Regions from separate parts of the Homo sapiens genome. Here region 1 is linked to region 2. The links are chromatin loops, found by intact Hi-C in ENCODE. Cell type or tissue: MCF 10A. All regions are shown on one strand. Each heading gives the region's core, and the rest is flanking DNA. Links, peaks and the distances in the headings are about the cores only. Region 1 has its middle 260 kb from the start of SNORD156. Region 2 overlaps LOC101928516 (a long non-coding RNA gene).

Evidence for each region. Peaks named below come from ENCODE experiments on the same cell type or tissue, not always from the same donor. Only the 100,000 strongest peaks of a DNase experiment are listed, where the experiment ranks them.
Region 1: a loop joins it to region 2, with 3 times the contacts of the local background. A loop is called at or near these places in 3 of 110 quality-filtered maps.

The regions. Positions count from the first base shown.
Region 1 is chr6:74,867,841-74,875,840 of GRCh38, forward strand. No RefSeq gene overlaps it. Among named protein-coding and RNA genes, the nearest start is that of SNORD156, 260 kb to the right of the region's middle. RefSeq lists a silencer at 5,313-5,607. In MCF 10A, for the core only: no CTCF peak of the experiment used is centred there; a DNase peak (open chromatin) is centred at 4,121.
Region 2 is chr6:74,600,433-74,610,118 of GRCh38, forward strand. All of the region lies in intron 2 of LOC101928516 (a long non-coding RNA gene), which reads left to right. The region is part of intron 2 of LOC105377858 (a long non-coding RNA gene); the gene reads right to left. Among named protein-coding and RNA genes, the nearest start is that of SNORD156, 520 kb to the right of the region's middle. In MCF 10A, for the core only: no CTCF peak of the experiment used is centred there; a DNase peak (open chromatin) is centred at 6,479.

The DNA of each region.
Region 1 (8,000 bases), core at 1-8,000, 270 kb after region 2:
CACATTAATATTTTCCCAGTATGGTAGTCATTCTAAGTAAATAAACATTACGATGGGTGTCAGTTCAGATCACAATTTGCCACCAAATGAATTGGACACATATATACAAAAACAAAACATTTTCAGAATTTTTTGGGTTTTGGTTTCATAAATAAGTGATTGTATAACAAAAGTTACAATGTTTAGTAAAGATTAATGTCTTGGTGTTTTCTCATGTATCTATAATCTTTTTATTTTTAGGTCATAAATTTTTCAAGGAGTGTAGTACTAGTTTGCAATTTTTATTTTATTTATTTATTTTATTTATTTATTATTATTTTTTTTTTTTTTTGAGACGGAGTCTCGCTCTGTCGCCCAGGCTGGAGTGCAGTGGGAGGATCTCGGCTCACTGCAAGCTCCGCCTCCAGGCTTCACGCCATTCTCCTTCCTCAGCCTCTCGAGTAGCTGGGACTACAGGCGCCCGCCACTGCGTGCCCAGCTAATTTTTTGTATTTTTAGTAGAGACGGGGTTTCACCGTGGTCTCGATCTCCTGACCTCGTGATCCTCCCGCCTCGGCCTCCCGAAATGCTGGGATTACAGGCGTGAGCCACCACGCCCGGCCGGGTTTGCAATTTTTACATGTCAAGATGAAATAAAGGAGAATATTAATTTAACATTTCAAGATTTAACATCTCAAGATCGCCAAGATTTTAGGGTGGAAATCCAAAATCATGTTGGCAATGACAATGAAAACTGTCTTCTATCTAGAAATAAAAAAGAATATGAAGAAAAAACAATGGTGGTGTTAGAGAAAGGTAAGCCTCTTCCACTAACTATTAATTCAACATAAATATGGTTTAGAGGAATCTCAAGAGAAATTTGTTGTTGGCAGTGCTCAGAGATCATTGCTCCTGCATAACTTAACCCCTTTAAAATGTTTAACATTTTAACATGGAAAATTTAATAACAATTAAATTTTTTGATAAAATTTCAGATTTTTCTCTATTGGCACTCTTTCTATGATGCTGTTTAACCTCGGCTTTAACTAGACATTGACTTTAACACCCAAACTTTCAGCATCTGACCAAAATGTGTATTTTGTTACCTCTTTAAACAGTTCAATATATAGAACTGTTACTCTTTCATTTAAAAAATATTTGACTACAAAAGCAAGATAAGAACAAATTAAACATTACTTCATCTTTGATATTCAATAATGTTCATTTTTCCAAAGACTTGTGTTACAGTACCCATTTTATAGTGTTACATATTTTTCAATCAACTTTTCTTTAGGTAATTAAGAAGATAAAAGAATGATTACATTTTAAAGATTAGAGAAATTTTGCATACTTAATCTCACCTCACTTTATACATGGGGCAACCAAAACACAGGGTAGCAAGTTGATTTGCCCAAGCAAGTTTTTAATCAGTGTTGTGAAAATTTTCTTCACTTCAATTTTCTCCATAAACTCGTGTTTAAAAAAACAAATTAATCCTTCCACTATAAATGATACTAGAGGCTCTGTCCTTGACTTCCACTCATTTTCACAAACTAAGAAAAATGAATTATTTTTACAGTTTTTCCTCAGCAAAATATTTCTTAACCCCTTTTTGATCAAATATCAGTAATATGTATAGTTTTCCTGATATATAGGTGATTTCTCAGGTAATACAATTCACTATGTTTAATTTAGCTGTTACATTAAGAAATAAACAGCTGAATAAAATATTCACTGTTAAAAGTTTAAACTATGGCCAGCCACGGTGGCTCACGCCTGTAATCCCAGTACTTTGGGAGGCCGAGGCAGGCAGATCACGAGGTCAGGAGATTGAGACCATCCTGGCTAACATGGTGAAACCCCGTCTCTACTAAAAATACAAAAAATTAGCCAGGCGTGGTGGCGGGCGCCTGTAGTCCCAGCTACTTGGGAGGCTGAGGCAGGAGAATGGCATGAACCTGGGAGGCGGAGCTTGCAGTGAGCCAAGATCACGCCACTGCACTCCAGCCTGGGTGACAGAGTGAGACTCCGTCTCAAAAAAAAAAAAAAGTTTAAACTATAATAACAAAATAATACATATTTTTATTTTTTTTTTGGTCAAACATGAGTCCATAAAGGTTTGCCCAACTACGATCTGACCTATAGATCAGTAAAGTCTGAATCACAAACTAAATTACAACTAAATAACTAAATAACAACATTTAGCATCAACAAAAAGCATGATGAATGCTTTTTGGGTGGTGAACTACTTGACTTTCATTTTGATACAATGTACCTGCATTCAAAATTTATAATAATTCAATTTTCAGCATTTTTTTTCCAGAAAGACTTCTACATTCTATATTTTTCTATAAAATATAAACTGTAGTTATACATAGTCATGTATTCACCCCCCTAAACCTTATTTCCTCCTTTCCCCCAGTACATTTCTCAGAAAGAGGAAAAAAAAAAAAAAAAACAGAGCTGATTTAACACTTTTAACATTAACCTCAGCTATGTCTGCAAGGATATAGAGTGGTGTGATTTTGTTTCGAGGTTTTTCTTTTTCCTATTGGAATGTGGAATGTTAATTTGTGCCTCCGTTTTGTCCAGACTTAAACACCCATTCCCTATTTTATATGTCTTGTAGGACCCACAGAGTCTGAGAATGTGACAGAAGAGCCCTTCCACGTCTGGGAATGCAACAAGGAACATATTATATCTATTTTTAAATCTTCAAAATTCCTGTAGTAGCTGAGAGCTGGAAATGCTACTTGGATTATCTCATTGTTGGACCTCACCTAACACCCAGTTTCCTTTCCCTCACATTGTGTACTTGGACTTTGCTCCTGCCATTTATGTGCTTCCTGCAATACCGTCATAGACCACCATCACCTCCACATTCATTCTCCAACCACTGCTACCACAATACTCTGACTAAATGATAACCTGTGGCTGGAAAGAGTTAGGATACTTTTCTAAAGCCCAAACTAAATTCCACTCAACAAAGTAATTGAATGGTATCTTTGTGAGTTTGAATTGTTAAATAAGGTCTAAATGATAGCATAGGAATGAAGATTAGCAGAAGTCAGTATGGCAGACAAACCAAGAGACTGGAGCTTCACACTTTGGAGAGACAATTTGAGTTTTTGTTCCACTAAATGACATTCATACACGAAAGACACCTGAAGATGTTACAACCACAACACCTCCAGATGTATTTCCAATGGACTCTTCCTTTGAGATTCAGCTTAACTGAATATGTATTTACTGATTACCTTCCACACAAAAGGCTTTATGTTTACTGACTCTTCTGTAATAAGTACTGTGATAGGCAATAGGAAGACAGAGATATCATGCATTCTCCTTCCTTAAATAAGTCACAGTGTAATAGGGATGACAGACAATACTAGGAAAAATGAGCTGTGCTAGAAATACAAGCAGAAAGAGCTGGGAACTCAGAAAAGGGACATCAATTCATCCTGAAGAGAAAAGTGATACTTTCGGGAGAGATATGTGTGGTGGATGGCAGTGGGTGAATGACAAAAGGGATTGGGACATAAGGTGATCTTAGGCAAGGAAACAAAACAGATAAAAGCACTGGACAAAGCATAGTACTTTCAGAAACCACAAATTGGTGTGCTGGGAGCTCATATGTAGGTGTGAGATGAGATAAGGCTGGGGAGATAATATCATGGAATAATACTATGAAGGTTTCTATATTATCAGTATAGAGAGTATGGATTTTATTTACCAACAATGAAGAGCCATTGAACCATTGAGCAGTTTAACCAGGGGACAGGAGAGAGTTACATTTAAAAAAATTCTGGAAGCAACAGAATGATGAGATAGATTTCTGAACTAAAGCAGTGGTCATGGAAATGAGAAGGAGGAATTTAAAAGGGATTTAGAGTTTCATCATTTGAGAAACAATAAAGGTGTACAATGATCCTCATTTGTATATTTATCTTAATACTGGGCATTTGCAAAAAGAAATGAGTTAGAAAGAGAAATAAATGGTTTTGATGAGGTTGAGTTTGAGAAACACAAGAAATATCCAGGAAAGAGCCCTCAAGCACTCATAGTCTGGGGAAGGTGGTTACATGTGAACAAATAATAGAATGTGAGTGATGTGGTTTGGCTGTATTCCCACCCAAATCTCAACTTGAATTGTATCTCCCAGTATTTCCACATGTTGTGGGAGGGACCCAGGGGAAGGTAATTGAATCATGGGGCCGGTCTTTCTCCTGCTATTCTTGTGATAGTGAATAAGTCTCATAACATCTGATGGGTTTCCACTTTTGCTTCTTCCTCATTTTCTCTTGCCCCTGCCATGTAAGAGGCACCTTTTGCCTCCCACCATGATTCTGAGGCCTCCTCAGCCATGTGGAACAGTAAGTCCAATTAAATCTCTTTTTCTTCCCAGTCTTGGGTATGTCTTTATCAGTAGCATAAAAACAGACTAATACAGTGAGTACATAGTAAAGGCATAGACACTGGTTGTTTAGAATATAGTTCACCTTTCCTAAGAGACAGTCTTATAGAGGCAATGGCACAGAAAATCTCTCACAGGAGAGGTAATATGTAAGAAGAGTCTTGAAGATCCTTAAATGTGGAAAGGAAAAAGAAAAAAAAAAGTACTAAAGTACAGGATCATAAAGTTCCATGTAGTGGGGCTCTGGATAGTTCAATAGTACTAGACCACAGAACAGACCAAAAAGAAGGAATGACTGAAGATTATATGAGGCTCAGTTTTTATGTTTGTTTGCTTATTTGGGGTTTTAAAACCCATCATTTTGGTTTTAAAAATGATTGGATTAAGCGAAGATTTCTCAACATCAACATTTTTGACCTTTGGGGTCAGATAATTCTTGTTGTGAAGACATGGGGCTGTCCTGTGTGCTAGAGGATGTTCCTCACCATCCCTGGCCTTTACTCATTAGACACAAGTAACACACCTCCCCCTATCTGTGACAACCAAAAATGTCTCCAGACATTGAAAAATATCCCCCCTGGGGAAGGCAAGACAACTCAGTTGAGAACTACTAGGTTAAGTTAGCCAAATTATTGGATTCCCAAGTCATATAAAGAAAATGGTAATTAAAAGGACAGAGTATCTGTTCCATTTTCTAGTCATCTCATATTTTTGCCCACTCATCAAAATTATGTTAATATTTGAATCAGGGATCACTGGAATCATAATTGTCTTATCTCTGAACAATACTTACCTTATATTTTGTCTCTCCCTTAATTATCACTACATAATTAAACTTTTCTCTATTTATGCCTTTTTTCTCTTTTTTACTTCTATCATTTTATTTCTATTACTTTTCCTTTTTCTTCCTATGGCAAAGTTTACTTAACATTACTACAGTACCTTATAGTGTTCAGAGTTCTTTCACAAAGAGTTAGTCATGGTCAGTGGTTGTGAAGGAAGGAAGTTTGGAAGTTTATTATTCACTAAACCTGGAAATGAGAAAGAAATAAAGAAGGTAATGTCATAGTAGCTAAGGAAATACCCTATACCAGGAAACTGAAGGGAGGAAGGAGGGGAGCCTTATTAACAGACACATTCCTTTTTTCTCTCTCTTTCTTTTGAGAAGCTTTTTAAGCCAGCAGAAATAGAATGATTCATTTTTATATATACTTGATATGCTGTAGATGTCTGTAATTATGTTAGCAGTGAAAATATAATGGAATGCATTGGAACAGGGCTAAGGCCTCCCAGGCTCAATATGCTACAAATCATTTAACAAAACATAAATGCAGAGCAGTAATACAGCCAGGTCACCAGGTAAATAAGTTGCATCCCTATCTTCTCAAATTTTTTGACACATTTCAACCTAAGAACATCAGTATCCTTTCATCTAACAAATTGTTAGAAATGTTTTATTTCATGAAGAGACAAAGACCTTTTTGCCTTTCAAATACCTTATTTAGACACTGAGTAGTTAATGTTTTATTTAGAATGATTAATCATTCTGCAAGATTTATAAAATACTTATGAGAGGAAAAAAAAGACCTTTAAGTTGGAAAATTCCTCTCAAAGGAATTCTAAATGTCACAAAGAAAATACTGGGCCAGATTTTTTTTTTTAATTCTCTCTGCATCATAGTGTATAATTCACATCTGGGTTGCCACAAAGAGGCCGTAACTGTTTACGGATCATCATTATCAGAGACAGAAAAATATAACTGTAGTGAAGTGGGGCCCAGGGTAACTGAAATCGCAAGCAGATCTCCCTGAAGGAAGTCCTTGAATCTGGCCTCCCATCCAAGCCAAAGAAATGGAGCCAGACCATGAAAGCATTTTTGTGTGGATGCATAGCTCCCTCCTACAGAGGGCTGCCTCTATGAACAGTGACTTCGTAGTTGGTGCTTTCCCATCATTTTTGTCCCCTTCTAGTCTGTTTCTGGAACAATTTTACAAGGTTAGACAAGATAAATGTTTTTCTGTTAACCTCCTTGTGAGCTGTAAAAAGTATATTACAATCCTTTCACTGAAATGAAGGATTTATGGCTTCCTACTAGTAGTTTAGGTTTATGTTCTGAGCCTCAAGGCAAGATTTTAGAAACAGCTTCACTGCCCCCACAGCCTGTTCTTTCTATATATCCTCCTACTGGCCTTACTGAAAATCCAGTCCTGCCTAACAGAAAGTACTTCCAATTCTAGTGCCTAGGGAAAACATGGCCAGACTGAGAGGGTGCGAGAGACCTCTGTGGGAAGACGACATCCAAGAAGAAATAGCGCATTAATTTGTTGCCTTTTCATTTGAGCAAAAGCTCTGCTCAACTGCCACAGACAGTAAGATAAATCAATGTCAAGAATTCTGCCAGCAAAAAGGCACTAGTATAGAGGTGTTAGGAACAAGAATAAAGCATAACAGCCATGCTGCCTATGGAGAATCCACCCACCTTTGATGGGTCCCCAGCATTGAATAGGCAGCTCTATTACTCATTTTTTACTCTTTTTTTTTTTTTTTTTTTTTTTTTGAGACGGAGTCTCGCTGTTTTGCCCAGGCCGGACTGCAGTGGCGCTATCTGGGCTCACTGCAAGCTGCGCCTCCCAGGTTCACGCCATTCTCCTGCCTCAGCCTCACGAGTAGCTGAGACTACAGGTGCCCGCCACCGCGCTCGGCTAATTTTTTGTATTTTTAGTAGAGACGGGGTTTCACCATGTTAGCCAGGATGGTCTCAATCTCCTGACCTCGTGATCCGGCCCCCTCGGCCTTCCAAAGTGCTGGGATTACAGGCGTGAGCCACCGTGCCCGGCCTATTACTCTTATATGTATGGTTTGCATAATGGTATGATCCTGATAATCCCGCTATCTGTTAAGAACAAGCTAAACAAGGTTTTTCTCTCACTAAATATGTTTCCTTGTAAGAAACAAAACAAAATCTTCTCAATGATCTTTCCATAAAATATCAAGAATCCAAAGAAAACTCTTCATTGACTCAGCACCCATTCCAATCAGACTAATGGAATGGGCGTCATCATTTCTTCTTCTTATGCAGAGAATCTCAGAACATTTTAAAGAATATCAGCATTTCCTGGGAAAATAAAGTGTTAACAGAAAGTGCTTAACAAATTTGTGATGCAATTTTATTTGTATTTATAGACTACGATAGATTTTCTTTTAAATCTGGTGTTTATCCTTTCTCCTAGAACTATAATTTTATCCTATTTGTCAAACACCAGATGTTTAAAAACAAGTTACTTCTGCCAATAATATGTTTTTAAAAATTGTATCTCATTGCAGTTCTAATTTGCTTTTTTGCAGTATTAGCAGTGAGATTGTGATTTTTAAAATATGTTTAAGACCCATTTCTTTTTCTCTCTGGTCATATTCCTTGTGCATTTCATTGTTTGGGTTTTTCTTTTTCCTTTTGTCTTGATTTGGAAGAAGCGGTTATATCATATAGCAAGAAAGTTAACTATTTGTCTGTCTTATAAGTCTGAAACATTTTTGTTCTCGTATTTACTTGTTTCGATTTTTTATGGTATATTTGCCATACACAATTTTTTTAAGTGATTTGCAATTG
Region 2 (9,686 bases), core at 1,687-9,686:
ATTTTCATTACTTTTTACTTCAAATACATGTTTCCATTGTATTGCCACCTCTAATTATATATTTTTTAGAACCAGTTAGTTTGTAATATCAAATGCCATTGGCAATTTCTGGCCACAAGATTTTTTTTTTTTTTTTTTTTTTGAGACGGAGTCTCGCTGTCGGCCAGGCTGGAGTACAGTGGCGTAATCTGGGCTCACTGCAGGCTCCACCCCCCGGGGTTCACGCCATTCTCCTGCCTCAGCCTCCCAAGTAGCTGGAACTACAGGCGCCCGCCACCTCGCCTGGCTAATTTTTTGCATTTTTAGTAGAGAAGGGGTTTCACCGTGTTAGCCAGGATGGTCTCGATCTCCTGACCTCGTGATCCGCCCACCTCGGCCTCCCAAAGTGCTGGGATTACAGGCGTGAGCCACTGCGCCCGGCCTCTGGCCACAAGATTTAATCATCAGGAAGATCTATTGAATATCTACTATGAGGTGTCCACTCTATTGGTGCTTGGGATCCAAAGACAAATAAAACACTTCTCTTGCATCCAAAGGTCTCTCTGTCTTACACAAGCATACATGCAAAAATTTATTGCACTAATTTCTGGGGAAATTATGTACAACTTGTACAGGAAAAGCCTCATATTTCAACGTTAAAAATTCTGTTTGCAGAATGAATTTCTGCACATACATGCACATATGCACACACACATATGCACAATCATACATACGCACTTTTTAACAACCTTAAGTGTATAAGAACATGATATGAACTCTTTCTTTTTGAGGGTATTTATATTTCAGGGCCAGATATAACCACAGAAACATCTGACCTTAGCAGAAATATTATTCCTTCTTATTTGTCAAAAGTTGAGCATTAAAATCAAATGTGAGACTAGGAAATAGCAGCTTCACTTGGAGATTTCTCCACAGAGTTCTTGTCTTCAAAATAAAGTCAGTGGAAAAGAAAACGCAAATCCCTTTTCAATTATTCATTTTTTCCAACTTGGAAAATTTTTCAATACTTATTATTTACTCTGGATATCAGTTATTCTTTTCATTGACTTGCATTATCTTTCCATATACACACATTTTCCAGGATTTTATTTGGCCTACAAATAACCTCACAGGTAATTTATTTTGCAAATACTTCATGTTTGATCTAGGTGGCAAGGCAAATAGTTTTCATATTATTTAGCTGACTAGGGTGGAAAGTGGAAAAGAAAATTTTATTTGACATTTCCTGTCAGTAAGCTGCTAGTGCTAAGAACAGAAACTGCATAAGTAATAGCACTGGCAACTAAATTCTTTCATGCAATGATGATGCTAACTATATCTTAATAAGAATGATGTTGGGATGTCTTCCTTGTATATATTAAAAAGTGTATAAGGTTGACTAAGCAGTCCCAAGCAGTCAGCGTTGCTCTTGGTAAGAATGTATTCCAAAAGCAATATGGATTTGAAAGTGTCATCTAAAAAGCAGGAAAAGCTTTTATTATAAAATTTGGTATCTAGCCTCTACAATGTATAATGATGTTAGTTTTTATTACCATTCTGAATACAATAATTGAATTGAAGATTGATGGTTTAAGACACCCTCTTCATTTAGAATATGCAAGAACAATACTAAAATATTAATGATGATAATAACATTTATACTACATATATTTGGCACTCTTTTGCAATATAATTTCTCTGAAGACTTTAAGAAATCCCTCAATCAGAGATCTATGAGGTAATATAAAACATAACATAGATAATTCATATTTTAAAGTAATACCAGCCTGTAAATTTAAAAAAAAATCATAATTTATAGTTATCTGTCTTTTTACAAAATTATCCTTTGGAAACAAAAACCTCTTACATTCGCCGCTCATTGTTTGCGGAATCTACAAATATATTCCATGAATGTGCTGCAAGTAGTGTCCTTGGCCACTGGTTAGCACCCACCATTTTCCTGCCCCAATTCCTGCTTGCTGTGGTGGAATCTCCTGTCTCTGTTGATGCCAAAGCAGCAAATGTGCCAACAAATATCCTGTCTATGGGGAAAAAGGAAACCTCAATCTGAAACAGCCAAAGAAAACTGCTGACATCAAGGCAGTTCACAGCATGAACTATGAAAGTTCTATACAGAATTTACTCAAAGACCATCAATTTTTATCTGCCCCCCCTTTTTTTTTTGATAGTACAAGTTGAACTCAAAAATTGGGCCATCCTCAGAACCAACTGCCTCCTCAGCCCTTCAACTTGACATTGAAACAGTTTCGCCCTTAAAATTTACAAGGAGAAAGACCATCCCAATGATGTTAAATAACAGATTCCTATGAAAGCCATAAAAAAGAATGTTTATGTGCAATCTACTGATTTTTAAGTCTTGATAGCTAATTTAAACCTTGTGAATAATATTCTTATTATAATATAGAAATAAACTTTATGCATTACATGTAGAAAAAGAAGAGTTGGGATGTCTATAAAGAAGATTATTTTTAAATCAATTCAGTTCAACAGTATTGTTTAATAGTTGGGGAAAAATCTAGGTTTACAATCAAAGCTCATTAAAATCACAGCACTGGTGAACTAGTCTACAGGATGAATTCCTCCTTCTTCATCCTCAGGAAATATTCCTGAATACTGTTGTGGGAACAGCTCTTAACTGGACAGCTGTTATGTACATCTTTAGTAGAGACAAGGTTCCTGAGAAACTCTTATGTGAGATATAATTTTGCCTCATACACCCTCTTTACTTTAAAAAAAAGCAAGAAGTTCTGACATGGATAGGAAATAAGAAGCAAGTAAAAAAATGTCAGCAATTCCTGTGTGGCATGGCATAAATAATATGGCTGTGTGCAAGAAGACTGTAGAGAATATAAGGACTTTGGGGAAAATTGAGGCTGCTGGAAAGGATAATGGTTAAAACAAGGAGTAGCCTGGGGGACCATAAAAACTCCATGATCTCTACCAGTCTCCATCAAGCCACCTCAAAGAGACATACTAAAGAAAAAGTCTGCTTGCTATGCAAATATAGCTTTGAGACAAATATGCTATTCCACCCTTCAAAAAAAATTGCTGTCCATAAATTTCCCTTGTGAGGTAAGGCGAGAGCAGGACTGGGAGGGGAAGCAGCACAGTACTGCACTGTCACTGCTACCCAACATGTCTACACAGAGGAAAGTAAGGTAGCTACCACAAGTCTCTGGACTCCTGTGGTAATATAAAGGTAATAACAAAGAAAACTAATGAAACTTTTGTATCATGGCATAAAGCAAAAGGAGATTTTATAGACAAATTAAAGTTTTGAAGTTTTGAAGTCAGCAATTAAGCTTTTGATTAATCACAGAAAATATGTTCTTTTCCTTGATTTGAGAATAGCTTCTGGCAAAAAAACTCAGCAATGTTGCACTCCATCAGATTCCACTCTGCAGTAGAGAAACAAAGTAAAATCCCTAAAATAAAGATGACTCAGCACCACAGTTCTCACTCCATGAGGTTTAGATTTGAGTATGAGACACCAGTTTAATAAAGATCTTAAATCAGCGAATGATAAATCATAGTCATTTCATTTTTTAAATTTTACATAGTTCTTCTTGGCTGTGTATTTAAAAATGATTGAATTTAGTTTCTATTGAAACCTGTTTCTCCATAGCTTGAACAGAATTCAATGTGATCACATAAAACTATAATTGATAACACAAAAACTTCTCATAAGACCTGAAAATAAAATGAATACCAAGAAAAAGAATGGTATGGTTAAAACAGTTGTACAAATCTTAAACAGATTAACATAACTTTGTTAATTGTAGTCCATCATTCAAATATTTGAGGCTTTCATATTTTCAACAAAGGCAGACTCTAACAAATTTTATATACTGTCAGAAAGGCTTAACATCAAAGATTTCTCTTATCTGGAAAATGTGTGTGGCACTTCATTGTGGATTTCAATTTGCTGTGAAATGCCCTGAAAATTGATCTTCTGAACCCCGGATTTTCCTGATATACTTTAGCATGTGATTTCAACAGCTGTAAATTCCACTTGTAATTTAGTCATCAAAAGTGACTAGCGGATTAAACAATAAAGTGGCAAATGTCATCTCACACAAAGAATAACTTGTGAGTGAACGTGATTTAGAATTCATGAAGTTTGCCTACCAAACAGGACATTTGGAATTGCCTGTGGAGATAAATTTACTATGCAATTTTTCTTTGGAGATAATTCATTTGGAGACTATTAGAAATATAATACTGTAACATTGATTGTCTTAAAGATAATTTGTCTGCCACTTTAGCCCAGAGTTAGGCAAACTATACTTCCTGGGCCAAATCTGCTGTACCTCCCATTTTTGTAAATAAAGTTTTTTGGAACACAGCCACACACATGCATTCCTTATTGTCTACGGCTACTTTTGTGCTACAACAAAAAAGTTGAGTTGTTATTACAGAAACTGTATGATCTGAAAACCCTAAAATATTTATAGTCTTGCTCTTTGTAGAAAAAGCTTGTCAATCCCTATTTTAGTCTTTATTATTTGTTATACAAACAAGACTTAACATTTATCATGATGAGAGCTACGTATCATTTATTATCCACCAGGCATTGTATTAAACTTTCCCATACTTCTTTTGTCTCACTTCAGTTCTGTGAAGTATTGCTATTCCCATTAAATATATGAGAAATGAGAAGCTTAGGAAGTGTAAGTGCTTTGCCCATGTAAAGAGTGGAACCAGGATCCAGCCTCAACTCTGAATCAAAACCCATATTATTCCTCTTAATCCATCTCATCTCCAATAATTCCATGGTCTTCCTTTCTCCAGACAACTTACATGATTTGAATCTAAGAGAAATAGTGCCAATAGATTTAGTAAGTGTCTTAGACACTTGGATGTGAAGTTATACTTAATATAGAAGAAAGGGAGAAATAGCTTTTAAAGTTTCCTGGAAGTATAAAGAATTCAATCTAAGTACTCAGATCGCCACAACCTGTTTCAAAGTTTTCAAATAAGCCAGTGACTACTGGGAGGCACAATTTGGTTATTAATAAGTAAGTGTCTTTTGGCAAACAACATACGTCAAGCTTCACCTCTTCATCTTTTAAGAAGAAACAAAATACATGGGAATTTGGGGTTATCACAAGAATATCTGCATGCTCAGTCTTGTCTGGCCAGTTTGACCTTCTGTCAAAGTGTTATGAAAAAATAGTTTTTACTCAAAGCAGACAGGCAAAACAGTCAGCTGTGACTTTTGGCAGAGGACTTTTTTCCGCACCCCGACCTGCCCATCCATAGACTATTTATTATTTTTCTCCTGAAACAGGTATGCCTCGCCTGCTCTCCAAGATATTTCATTATAGTTTGAAAATCTAGTATGAAAACCTTAAAATTTCAAAGGAAAAGTATTCTTAAAAGACATCTAGTCTAACTCTCAATTTGTGAAAGAGTAAACTGAGGACTTCATCCCAAGGTAGGATGTAAGAGGTAGGCTGTCCCTGACTCCACTCACAACTGTACAGTCAAGGAGCATCAATCACATGGACACAATGCAGAACCCTCCAGGCATCCCGTGAAAGGCATTGGACTATTCTGTAAACCTACTAGTCATCTAGGGAGTCCTTCTTTTGAGTTTGGAAATTATGCAAATTAAGAAAATATATTTGGTTTACAAAGAATAAATACGATCATCAATAAAATGACTGAAAAGTTAAATCATTATGCAATCTGAGATGATATTATGAGTCATAGCCTGCTGTCCACTCCCTTCTAAAAATATAATTTTAGTACTTATGACAAAAGAAAAATTATGGAATTTTGACATTAATTGTTAAATTGTTTGCTTCTAGTTGTGAAACCATTTTTTAATAGCCTAGTAAAAGCAAGCGCTGTGTAAAAAAATTATTTTCTTCATCTTTTCATCTTTCTTTGGCCCTTCTTCCAACCCCAACCCTTGCTGTCTCTCCCTGTTCCCAGTCCCCTTTGTATCTCCACCCAAGAGGGAAATGCTATTTCTGAACCATGAAAATGGGGATATTGAGATCAAGGAATTTCTGGAATTGTTGAGTTTCCATGCTGGAGTGTTCTTTGCAACAGTGGCCAAAGTTCAAATATTAAATAATACATTTAAAATTACATTGACAGAACTCAGGGGCATATTTTCACTAAATGAAAAGCACAGGTCTCTTAAGTACATATGTCCTCATTTGGTTTCATTTCTTAGACCAAGTTCATATTTTTTTCACTGTCTAAATGTGTACAGAGTTTCTAGCCAGGCTGTGACACCCCACTTCCATGTTCCTTCCACAAATTAAGCTACTAAGGACATTTTCCTGCTCATATTCATCATTTGCGTGTCCTCGTGGTGTTGCATTTGATAGTGGAAAATATTATCAGCATATTATTCCAATGACTTTGGCAAAATAAACTCTCCTTAATAGTAGTCTATTACATACACTATGTGGGACCAAGACTTGCAAAATTTTTCCCCCTGTTCTCCCTGAGTCATCTTGTCTGGCATTTCACAATACATTCCAAGGAGCAACAGAAGGAGAGTAACCGCAACAGTAGCAGAAGCAATTCTTTGAGAGGAAATGCCTTTGTTTTAGGGGAGGAAAGAAAAAGAGAAAAAATAAAGGGAGGCAAAGAGAGGGGGAATCAGCATTGTGAGAGATTAAGAAAATAAAGAAAATAAGGAATACAGGTTATTCATTATTCACCTTCTTGTAGGATGGTTCTAACAACTCAGTGGGTGAAACACCAGAAGATAAGGTGTGAGCTTCCAAGTTTAAGTTTTAGTCTTTGATATGGTGCTATTATTTAGTCTAAGGATTTTCCTACTGTGTTCAATGGCATTACGCACAAATAAATACCACTTTCCTTTCCAAAACAATCTCCAAGTGTGGGTGATTGAGGATAGTGGCCTCAAATTTTCTGCTGACCTGGGGGATATTAATCGAGTTTTTAAGGGAAAATCAAGGATTTTTTTTCTCACCTATCAAGTGAAGCTACTATTAATTAAATGGCAGAGTCCACCAAAAAGACCTATCATCCCAGAAACAAAGGTATGCAGTTTGTACCTACACTTTGGCTAATTATTGAATAATGGTAAATGGATGTATGATAGCACAGATAGGAATAGTAAAGGATCGTATGAATAGGATCAAGCAGAAACATATTCTCAAGCTGTTTCATGCTCCCCAAAAGATGCCTGAGAATTGTACACACTGGCCAAAATGTTTTTGAGACTATTTTTCTGACATATTGCTGACCTTGTATTTCTACAATTTGAGTTTCACAAAGGCAGTATAGTTAGGCATAGACAACATACTTTAGAATAGATATTCTTTGTATAAAAATAATATTACCTTGTAACAAAGCAGACAGAAGGCTGAAACTAGCTCCAGGTCAACTGCCTTAAATGGTTGCATGTCTGGAACACTTTAGATTAAGGTCAGGAAAGGAGAGGTAACTTCATCAACTGGCTTTATTGCCATAGTAAAAGAATTTAGTTGTCAACTAATACTTTCCTAAAGACAAGCCTGGGGACAACAGGACCTCGTGGCACTAAATGCACTCAAATAAATAGGATGGAGGTAGAAATTGAGATAAAAATCCTGAACTTTCTAGAGCTTAGTCATTTGTTTATATTACAGAGTATGGGGTTAAGGAGAGGCTGATTAACAAAGTTTCTACAGGAGGATTTGTGTTACGTTCTGTCATTCTACCACAAAAAGTTGTCAAAGCATTTGAATTGAGTTTAGGTCTCCCATCCTACATACAACTGGGGAGAGACTGAAATGTATGCTTGCCAATGACCATTAAGCTCGGTTAGTTCTTCCTCAAAGGGAAAAGGAACAAAGGAAAAGAGTGTTGCAGCATCAGGGAGCTATTATACAAGGTTGGAGTCCCAGGAGGGTGCTTCAGTCTTTCTATGTTCCTGCTTTTTTTCCATAAGAGAGCACAGCTAGGAGTTGTTGTTATTGTTTTTAACTATAACTTTTATTTTAAGTTCAGGGGTACATGTGCTGGGTTTTTATATAGGTAAATATGTATCATGGGAGTTTGTTGTACAGATTATTTCATCACACAGGCATTAAGCCTAGTACCTATTAGTTATTTTTCCTATTCCTCTCCCTCCTCTCACCCTCCAGCCTCTGATGGACCCCAGTGTGTATTGTTCCCCTCGATGTGTCCATGTGTTCTCATTATTTAGCTCCCACTTGTAAGTGAGAACAACTGGTATTTGTTTTTCTATTCCTGCATTAGTTTGATAAGGACAATGGCCTCCAGCTCCATCCATGTGCCTGCAAAAGACATAATCTTGTTATTTTTTGTGGTTGCATAGTATTCAATGGTGTATATGTACCACATTTTCTTTATATAATCTGTTGTTGATGGGCATTTAGGTTGATTCCATGTCTTTGCTATTGTGAGTAGTGCTGCAATGAACATATACATGCATGTGTCTTTATAACAGAATGATTTATATTACTTTGGGTATATACCCAGTAATGGCATTGCTGGGTCAAATGGTATTTCTGTTTTTAGGTCCTTGAGGAATTACCACACTATCTTTCACAATGATTTGAACTAATTTGCACTCCTACCCACAGTGTATAGGTGTTTTCAATTTTAAAACGTTGTAATTAATTCTCTCAGCAGAAATAATTTCTGCAGGACCCTGGTGGCAGTTGGCAACATGCTCATCTTTGACAGAGTTTACCAGTTATTTATAGCCAAAATAGTGTTGGATGACAAATCCCAGAAAACTCAGCAGCTTAGAATAATAAATATTAGCTAGCTTATAGGTCTTTAGGTTAGCAATTTAGATTGGGCTTAGCTAGGGTACCTGGGCTGACTCAGCTCTCCTTTATGTCCCTTTTATCCTCAGAAGGCTCACCTGTGTTTGTTCTCATGGTGGTCATCATGGCATGAGAGGGCAAAGGTGGTAACAAATAAGCACTTTTCAAGCCTCTTCTAGTGTCAACTCTGCTAACATCCCATTGGCCAAAGGCAGCCCCACTGCCAAACCAGAGTAAAGGGGGCATCACCCCAACCATGGCAAAGAGTATAGATGCACAGTAAGTGAAGAATTGGAGTCATCAGTCCAGCCTTTCACTCAAGGCAAACACGTGTAGTTATTTGGGTAGCCTGTGGGCCTTCAGCTTTCCTGGAATGATAAGATGCTGGCATGAGAGAGACAGCCGCAAGAGGGGAAAGACTTTTAAAGGAAAGAAATGTTTTTAGTAGAGTTAGATGAGCCCTTGGCCAAGCAGAAGAACAAGCCATGAAGATCTGTGTGAAATGACCTGCTGATGTGATTGGCAGGACACCAGCACTTTGGCTGGCTGTTTAGGAAAGAGAACACATTTTTTTTTCATAGCATCTGCTATATACCTAGAGTCTTATTAGGCTATTAGTATTCCTTATTTCAATGAACCCTTGCAATATTTCTAATGTTTTGGTGTAATTATCTCCATTATCTCCACTTTATAGGTGAAAACACTGAATATGGGTTAGCTTTTTAAAAAATAACAGTGCAAGCAAATGGTGAAGTTCCCTTTTCTGATTTCAGATCTTATACTCTCTCTACCACTGCATGTTGTACCCATATTTACATCTAGTATGAATCATCTCCTGTCAACTTTTTTCCTAAAGAATTCCCTCAGGAACAATGAGTTGTGAAAAGAGGCACCAGTCTGAAAAAAAAAAAAACAAAA